Regions from separate parts of the Homo sapiens genome. Here region 2 is linked to region 1. Evidence: read pairs that join two places in POLR2A ChIA-PET (ENCODE). Cell type or tissue: Caco-2. All regions are shown on one strand. Links, peaks and the distances in the headings refer to the core of each region. The heading gives the core; the rest is flanking DNA. Region 1 overlaps ATP9A (ATPase phospholipid transporting 9A (putative)). Region 2 has its middle 32 kb from the start of LINC01429.

Region 1 (4,399 bases), core at 180-4,179:
AATTAATAACTTAATAGTCCCAAGGTGGTGGTAGGGAGTCCTCAATTGACATGCATTTTTTTTCATTTTCAAGAAGTAACAACTATGAAATCGACATCAGTTTCAGATTTTAAATCACAGATTTAGACAAGGGGTCACCTACAACAGTCTTACTGAATCCACAGCCAACTGAATTGTGGAGGCTAGAAATGTGTATGGAGTTACCAGATTCTACATTCTATTAAAAACATATTTATCCAACAGGAGAGAAGTGATCTGATCCTTTAAAATGAGTCGCACTTTACACCCATGACACCCGATTGCCCAAAATAGAGAACAGATGGGTTACAAGAAACAAGAAAATGACTTTCACTTAATTTTTTAATACTATTTTTAGTATTAGCATTAGACTCCTCAGGTAATTAGACAATTACTAAATTATTCTGGTCACTGCGGGGACACAGCGCTCTGCCTTCCTGCTCTGTTAACCTCTGGTGTCAGGAGCACACGAGTTTCACTTCCAGGCCAAAGGGCACTGCATGGTAACAATAATTAGAGTAATGAATCAGAACTCCGGTTTAAATGAATCATTATTTGCCGAGTGCTTTTAATTATAAAGAATTTAACTCTAAAATTATAAAGAAAAGATTTACAGAAAGGTTCTCTATTGGAGAGACTAAATCGAGAACCCTTTTTTTAAAAAATTCTATAATTTAGGTTCTAGCCACGAACACGTGTCTTCATTTCTGTCCGCATTCCTCAGCACCTGGACCAAATCGTTATTTAACATTAGGCGCAATAACAAGACCTTTGACAAAGTAATTACTGTGGTTGGCAAGTTTCAGTATCCACGGATTTAAATGAAAAGCTGTACTGAGGGCATCCTTCATGAACTTCTGGATTTTGTAAAGCAATCTGCTTTCATATCTACAAAAGTCAAATGCTTCCACTAATATTTCAAACATGGGATAACACAGAGCCATGGGATTTTGTATTCCAGGTGAAACAATTCCCAAGCAAGGCAAAAAGAGAACCACAGACGGTCAGATGTTGACAAAGGCCTCACTCAGGAGACCATCTGACAACGAATGAATTAGAAGACTACTATGATAGCCTGACCAACATCACAGGCCACAGGTTCAATGCCTCCACCCACATATCTTTCTCTCTTAAATTAATACTTTCCCACCTTTCCTACTAAAATGTTCCAGGAAGGAGAGGAAATACTCATTGGTGCTGAAACTGCTTCTTTTAATTGTTAAATAAAGTCTCATTTGCACACCAAATGGTCATGCGCATACATCCTTAAGGCACTGAAACTGACCAGGGGCTGTGTTTGGATGATGCCTGTCTTAGGCCTGGCCTTCAAACATCCTCACATTCCCCATATGGAAGAGTTTCACATTGTACAGTGTTTATCTCTAACCTCCTCCCCATAGGCCCTTTAACCTACACACATTTCTTCTTACTTAAAAAATACCAGGGGAAAACAAAAACAGATGTGGCATCCACAGAGGCAGGTTATGACTCTTTTTGCCCTGGGGAAAAACCACTGGTCCCCTTATGGAGGGAGGGAGGGCAGAACAGCTCCACACGAGGTCAGAAGTGACTTCAGAACCAAGCACAGGTCACTATTGGGAGAGGAATTAAGATCTCCAAATACAAAGGGCCCTGACTTGGGCCCCTGGGCGGGTGTCTCGAATCCTATAAAGCCCCTGAGTCATTTATAGCATCCCAGCCAATAAATGAGACACCAAGGCAGGGAAAATAGGCTTCCCTTTCCCATTAGTAATCCACAGCTAGGGCCATTTCCTGACAAGAACTCCAGCCTGTTATTACAGAAAAGATTAATACAAAAATTAAACGTTGAGTCACCAGGAATGCCAGTTTTCTTTCCAAATGCAGTTAAAACTTCACCACATATGGGCATTCATACTATTAATGGATATTAGGAATGGGTTGCAATTGACTGAAATACACTTTTTTTTTTTTTTGAGACAGGGTCTCACTCTGTTGCCCAGGCTGGAGTGAAGAGGCATGATCACAGCTCACTGCAGCCTCAACCTTCTGGGCTCAAGTAATCCTCCCACCTCAGCCTTCTGAATACCGGGACCACAGGCGTGCACCACCATGCCCAGCTTTTTTTTTTTTTTTTTTTTTTTGGTAGAGACAAGGTCTCCCTCTTATTGCCCAGGCTGTTTTCTAACTCCCAGGCTCAAGTCAACCTCCCGCCTCGGCCTCCCAAAGTGCTGGGATTATAGGTGTGAGCCACTGCACCCAGCCAGAAATACACTATTAAAGATAAAGAATTTCTGTTATGATAACCCTAACTAACCTGCCACATCAAAAAAGCTCAGAGCTGATGACTCACTCACCTCAAAGGGCCACCATCAAAGAGACAGGCTCAGAGCTACTACCTCCAAATGAATCAGCTGAGCCACAGGCTGATTAAGTGACTAAGTAAATCCAATGTTTACTGTTTTAGAGCAGACATCATCTGCAACACAAAGTCAATAAATTTAAATGTACCCATATATCATCATCATTCTCAACTTGGATGATTTTGACCCTCATTTGGTCATGTCTGGAGACATAATTGGTTGTCACAACTGTGAGGGGACAGGGGTACTATAGAAATCTGTAGCATGCTGCTTAACCTCCTACAAGGCACAGGACAGCCTCCCATGACAAAGAATAATCCAGCCCCAATAATGAGAAGCCTGACAGCCACTGAAACTATAAATCCAGGGCTTAGGACCAGGGTGAGTTAGCGCAACTGAACTGTGCTAGCACAAGGTTGGATCTTGCCTTCATTTAAAATTTCAATATACTGTTCTTCACGAATGTTTTGCGCTTGAGTTTTTAAAATATTGCACTGCGCCAGGTGTGGTGGCTCACGCCTGTAATCCCAGCACTTTGGGGGAAGACGAGTGGATCGCCTGAGGTCGGGAGCTCGAGACCAGCCTGGCCAACAGAGTGAAACCCAGTCTCTACTAAAGATACAAAAATTAGCTGGGCGTGGTGGCAGGTGCCTGTAATCCCAGCTACTCGGCAGGCTGAGGCAGGAGAATTGCTTGAACCTGGGAGGCAGAGGTTGCAGTGAGCTGAGATCACGCCACTGCACTCCAGCCTGGTTAACAGAGCAAGACTCTGTCTCAAAAAAAAAAAAAAAATTTTTTTTCACCAAAGTATGATTTGCTTTATTTATTTTTTTTTTGGCACCCGGTTAAATTTGCTATGTGAGTTCCTCACTTGTCTTACTCTAGTCTGGACTGTGTTATGAAACCATTAAAAACCTTGACATGAGTGAAAAGAAGGAAGTTAAATAGTGTTATTCTGGCAGTGGTTCTTAACCAGGAAGGCTTCTCAGAATAACCAATAAAGATTTTTTAAAATATACACGCCGGGCACAGTGGCTCACACCTGTAATCCCAGCACTTTGGGAGGCTGAGGCGGGCGGATCACCTGAGGTCAGGAGTTCGAGATCAGCCTGGCCAACATGGTGAAACCCCGTCTCTACTAAAAATACAAAAATTAGCTGGCATGGTGGCAGGCACCTGTAATCCCAGCTACTCAGGAAGCTGAGGCAGAAGAATCGCTTGAACCCACGAGGCAGAGGTTGCAGTGAGCCAAGATCACACCACTGCACTCCAGCCTGGGCAACAAGATCGAAAACTCCATCTCAAAAAAAAACATTTTTAAAATATACATACTTAAGATCCAGACCCAAAGAATGCCGTACAGCCCAGGCATATATTTATATTTATATTTTTAAAACTTTACAGGCAATTCTGGTGGTCAACTCTAGTTAAAAAAGAAAGGAATATGATGGGTTCTCATTGAAAAGAAAACAGAGACAGAGAGAAATAAAGAACGCATCTATCCAGACACACAAAGGCAGAGCATTTGGCGTTTTGTCCACCCAGGTGTTAATACTGGTTACTGCCGAATGATATGAATACAGGTGAATTCAATGTTTTGTCTTTGTGCTTGGCCGTATGATTTATTTTTTCTGCAAAAAAAACTTTCATAAATACCAGAAAGTTTTTTCAATGAGTAAAAAATGAAGTAGGCTCCATGTCCCAGAGAAAACCACACTGACAAAAAAAATTCTTCCTCAAGAGAATGTAAACTCGGTGGCTCACACCTGTAATCCCAGCACTTTGGGAGGCTGAGGCGGGCGGATCACGAGGTCAGGAGATCAAGACCATCCTGGCTAACATGGTGAAACCCCATCTCTACCAAAAATACAAAAAATTAGCTGGGCATGGTGGTAGGCGCCTGTAATCCCAGCTACTTGGGAGGCTGAGGCAAGAGAATGGCGTGAACCCGGGAGGTGGAGCTTGCAGTGAGCGGAGATCGCGCCACTGCACTCCAGCCTGGGAAACAGAGCGAGACTCCGTCTCAGAAAAAAAAAAAA
Region 2 (4,399 bases), core at 298-4,297, 230 kb after region 1:
GGCTGGAGAGCAGTGGCGTGATCTCGGCTCACTGCATCCTCAGCCTCCTGGTTCAAGCGATTCTTCTGCCTCAGCCTCCTGAGTAGCTGGGACTACAGGCATGTGCCACCACGCCCAGCTAATTTTTGTATTTTTAGTAGAGACGGGGTTTCACCATGTTGGCCTGGCTGGTCTTGAACTCCTGACCTCGTGATCCACCTGCCTCAGCCTCACAAAGTGCTGGGATTACAGGCATGAGCCATTGCGCCCAGCCAATTCTCTTCTTCATAAATAAAATTTTAATTTTAGAACAGTTTTAGGTTTACAGAAAAATTGAAAAGATTGTACTAAGAGTTACCATATACCCTAAACACAGTTTTCCCTGTTATTAACATCTTACATTAGCATGGCACATTTGTTTTAATCAGTTAAACTATTAGCCAAACATTATTATTTTATTATTATTATTATTTTTGAGACGGAGTCTTGCTCTGTCACCCAGGCTGGAGTGCAGTGGTGCAATTCTGGCTCACTGCAACCTCCACCTCCAAGGTTCAATTGATTCTCCTGCTTCAGCCTCCTCATTAGCTGGGACTACAGGCGCCCACCACCACACCCGGCTAATTTTGTGTATTTTTAGTAGAGACAAGGTTTCACCATGTTGGCCAGGCTGGTCTCAAACTTCTGACCTCAAGTGATTCACTCGCCTTGGCCTTGCAAAGTACTGGGATTACAGGTGTGAGCCACTGCGCCCAGCCAATTTTTGTATTTTTAGTAGAGATGGGGTTTTACCATGTTGGCCAGGCTGGTCTTGAACTCCTGACCTCAAGTGATTCACCCAGCTTGGCCCCCCAAAGTGCTGGGATTACAGGCATGAGCCACCTCACCCGGCCAATTTTTGTATTTTTAGTAGAGATGGGGTTTTACCATGTTGGCCATGAGTCAGTCTCAAACTCCTGACTTCAGGTGATCCACCCACCTTGGCCTCTCAAAGTGCTGGGATTACAGGTGTGAGCCACTGCGCCCGGCCAGCCATACATTATTGTTAATTCAATTGCATACTGTATTCAGGTTTCCTTGGTTTTTACCTAATGTCCTTTTACTGCGTTAGGATCCTATCTAAACCACCACATTACATTTAGTTCTAATGTCTCTTTAGGTTACACTTAGCTGTCATAGTTTCTTAGACTACCCTTGTTTTGAAAACCTCGACAGTTTTGAGGAGCTTTGGGCAAATATGCTGTAGAATGTCCCTCAATTGAATGGCTTGAACCCGGGAGGCGGAGGTTGCATTGAGCTGAAATCCTGCCATTCACTCCAGCCTGAGCGACAGAGTGAGATTCTGTCTCAAAAAAAAAAAAAAAAAAGAATGTCCCTCAATTTGGATTTATTTGTTGTTAAATGTTTGTGGAAGGAAAACCACAGAGGTAAAGCCATTCTCATCACATTAGATCAAAGGTACATTCTATCAACACGACTTATCATTGTTGATGTTAACTTGGATCTCCTGGCTGAGCTAGTATTTGTTTACTGTAAAGAAAATCTTTAGCTCTGTGTTTATGAGCTCATGTCTACCTTCAGAACCAAAATTGCAGAAACGGAAAAGTAGTTTGCCAAAATCCTCAAGAACCATATACTTCGGATAACGATAAAATTTAGAGTTATTCTGGCACAGGTACCTCTCCAAGTCACCCTCACTCTCCTCACCAGTTCCATACTACCTTGCTCCTCCAGCCAACTTGGTCATCAGAAAGCACTTATTTATTTATTCATTTGTTTAGGGTCTGTGACCTTGCAATGACACATTCTCTATGTCTCTGCATCAGGCTTCTCTTCAACTCCCTGAGCTTCAGATACTTCCTCTTACCTCCTCCGTCCTTCCTGAGTGCTGGGATGATGGGTGTTGGAAAAGGACTTTGAAAGCCGTATATACAGTACTATACAAAAATGAGTCATCGTTATAAATGTAAGCTCTGCTGTCGCCTGCCATCTCTCCGTATCTCCCTTCCTCTCCCCTCCACGCTCTTGCTAGAATGTAGAATATAGAGATCCAATGGTACTTCCTCCCAATATGTGTCTTCAAACTCAGAGCTCTAGTCAGTGGGTCCCAACTTTTTTGGCACCAGGGACTGGTTTTGTGTAAGACAATTTTTCCATGGATGGGATGGGTTGGGGGAAATGGTTTTGGAATGAAACTGTTCCACCTCAGATCATCAGGCATTAAATTCTCATAAGAAGCGTGCAACCTAGATCCCTCCCATCCGCAGTTCAGAATAGGGTTCCCGCTCCTATGAGAATCTAATGCCTAGAGAGATCTGACAGGAGGTGGAGCCCCGGCGGCAACGCTCGCCCACCTGCCACTCCCTTCCTGCCCTGTGGCCTGGTTCCTAACAGGTCATAGCCCAGTACCTGTCCACGGCCTGGGGGTTGGGGGCCCCTGCTCTAGCCCATAAGACTAAGCCCTTTGTATGGTCTAAATATTTCCTCCAAAATTCATGTGTTGAAACTTAATGGCCAGAGTGACAGTATTAAGAGGTGGGGCCTTTGGAGGTAATTAAGTCATGAGATTAGAGCCCTTGTAGAGGGGATTTGGCCCCTTATAAAAGGGCCTGCTGGGTGCAGTGGCTCACACCTATAATCCCAGCACTTTAGAAGGTTTAGGAGGGAGGATCACTTGAGCCTAGAAGTTTGAGACCAGACTGGGTTACATAGTGAGACTCTGTCTCTACAAAACACTTAAAAATTAGCTAGGTGTGGTGGTGCATTCCCACAGTCCCAGCTACTCGGGAGGTTGAGGTGAGAGGATTGCTTGAGCTCCGGAGGTAGAGGCTGCAGTGAGCTGTGATCGCACCACTGCACCTGGCACCAACATTTAATTTTTAAAAAGTATTCATTTAGTATGAATTTTAGACTTAAGAAGAGCTGCAAAAATGGTACAGAGTCCTCTTGTATCCTCACCTTCCTTCTTCTATTGCTAACAGTCTGCATACTTATAGAGTACAATGACCAAGAACAGAAAATTTCAACACTGGTACATTATTATCATTACTACTACTACTACAGACCTCATTTAAATTTCATTGCTGCTCTCCTCAATGTCTCTTTTGTGTTCCATGATCCCTCCCAGGGTCCCACATTGCATGTGACTGTTCTTTGTCTTTAGTGTCTTCCAGCCTGTGCCAGTTTTCTTTCCTTGTGGGGTTTGTTTTTTTTTTTTTTTTTTTTTTTTGAGACAGAGTCTTGCTCTGTCTCCCAGGCTGGAGTACAGTAGCACTATCTAAGCTCACTGCAACCTCTGCCTCCAAGGTTCAAGCGACTCTTATGCCTCAGCCTCCCGAGTAGGTGGAATTACAGGCACCCACCACCACACCCGGCTAATTTTTGTATTTTTAGTAGAGACCAGGTTTCACCATGTTGGCCAGGCTGGTCTTGAACACCTGACCTCAAGCGATCCACCCACCTTGGCCTCCCAAAGTTCTGGGATTACAGGCATGAGCCATCACACCCAGCCAAGAATTATCTTTCAAAACAATTTATTGATATATTTGGTACATGTAACCCTCCACTTTTTTTTTTTTTTTTTGAGATAGGGTCCTGCTATGCTGCCTAGGCTGGAGTGCAGTGGCTATTCACATAGTGCATTACGGCCTTGAACTCCTAGACTCAAGCAATCCTCCTCTCTCAGCCTCCTGAGTAGCCGGGACTAGAGGAATGTGCTACCATGCCCAGCTGGGACTTCGTTTTGAAGCCAATTTTTTTAATTATATGTAATTTTTTACTTTCTTTATATTTCATTCTTTATTTTTTATTTTTTGACACAGAGTCTTGCTCTGTCACCCAGGCTTTGCCTCAGTATCCCTAGTGACTGAGATTACAGGTGTGTGCCACTACGCCCAGCTCTAATTTTTTACTTTCTCCAGTGGTTTCAAAACCAAACCTCCAGTTCAAATGCAACTTTAAAAATTATACTGCTACAACTTATGGATATTAAAATTACCCAAAGCTACAAACTATTTTCCTTTCTTTTACCCTATATTGACATATAATCAGACATACTGACCAATGAGAACATCTTCCTTCAGTCTCAGGTCCTGAAGAACAAAGGTTCTATTTTAACAACTGAAAATTTGAATCGAGTTTTGTAGTTTTTTTTTTTTTTTTGAGACGGAGTCTTGCTCTGTCACCCAGGCTGGACTGCAGTGGCGCGATCTCCACACTCACTGCAAGCTCCGCCTCCCGGGTTCACGCCATTCTCCTGCCTCAGCCTCCCGAGTAGCTGGGACTACAGGCGCCTGCCACCACGCCCGGCTAATTTTTTGTATTTTTAGTAGAGACGGGGTTTCACCGTGTTAGCCAGGATGGTCTTGATCTCCTGACCTCGTGATCCGCCCGCCTCGGCCTCCCAAAGTGCTGGGATTAC

The links. Peaks named below come from ENCODE experiments on the same cell type or tissue, not always from the same donor. Only the 100,000 strongest peaks of a DNase experiment are listed, where the experiment ranks them.
Region 2: POLR2A ChIA-PET joins it to region 1 with 8 read pairs; 2 of 35 experiments call an interaction of 5 or more read pairs at or near these places.

What each region holds. Positions count from the first base shown.
Region 1 is chr20:51,659,409-51,663,807 of GRCh38, forward strand. The region is part of intron 13 of ATP9A (ATPase phospholipid transporting 9A (putative)); the gene reads right to left. Among named protein-coding and RNA genes, the nearest start is that of ATP9A, 110 kb to the right of the region's middle. In Caco-2, for the core only: no CTCF peak of the experiment used is centred there; a DNase peak (open chromatin) is centred at 2,353.
Region 2 is chr20:51,892,492-51,896,890 of GRCh38, forward strand. No RefSeq gene overlaps it. Among named protein-coding and RNA genes, the nearest start is that of LINC01429, 32 kb to the left of the region's middle. RefSeq lists enhancers at 226-726, 727-1,227. In Caco-2, for the core only: no CTCF peak of the experiment used is centred there; a DNase peak (open chromatin) is centred at 2,289.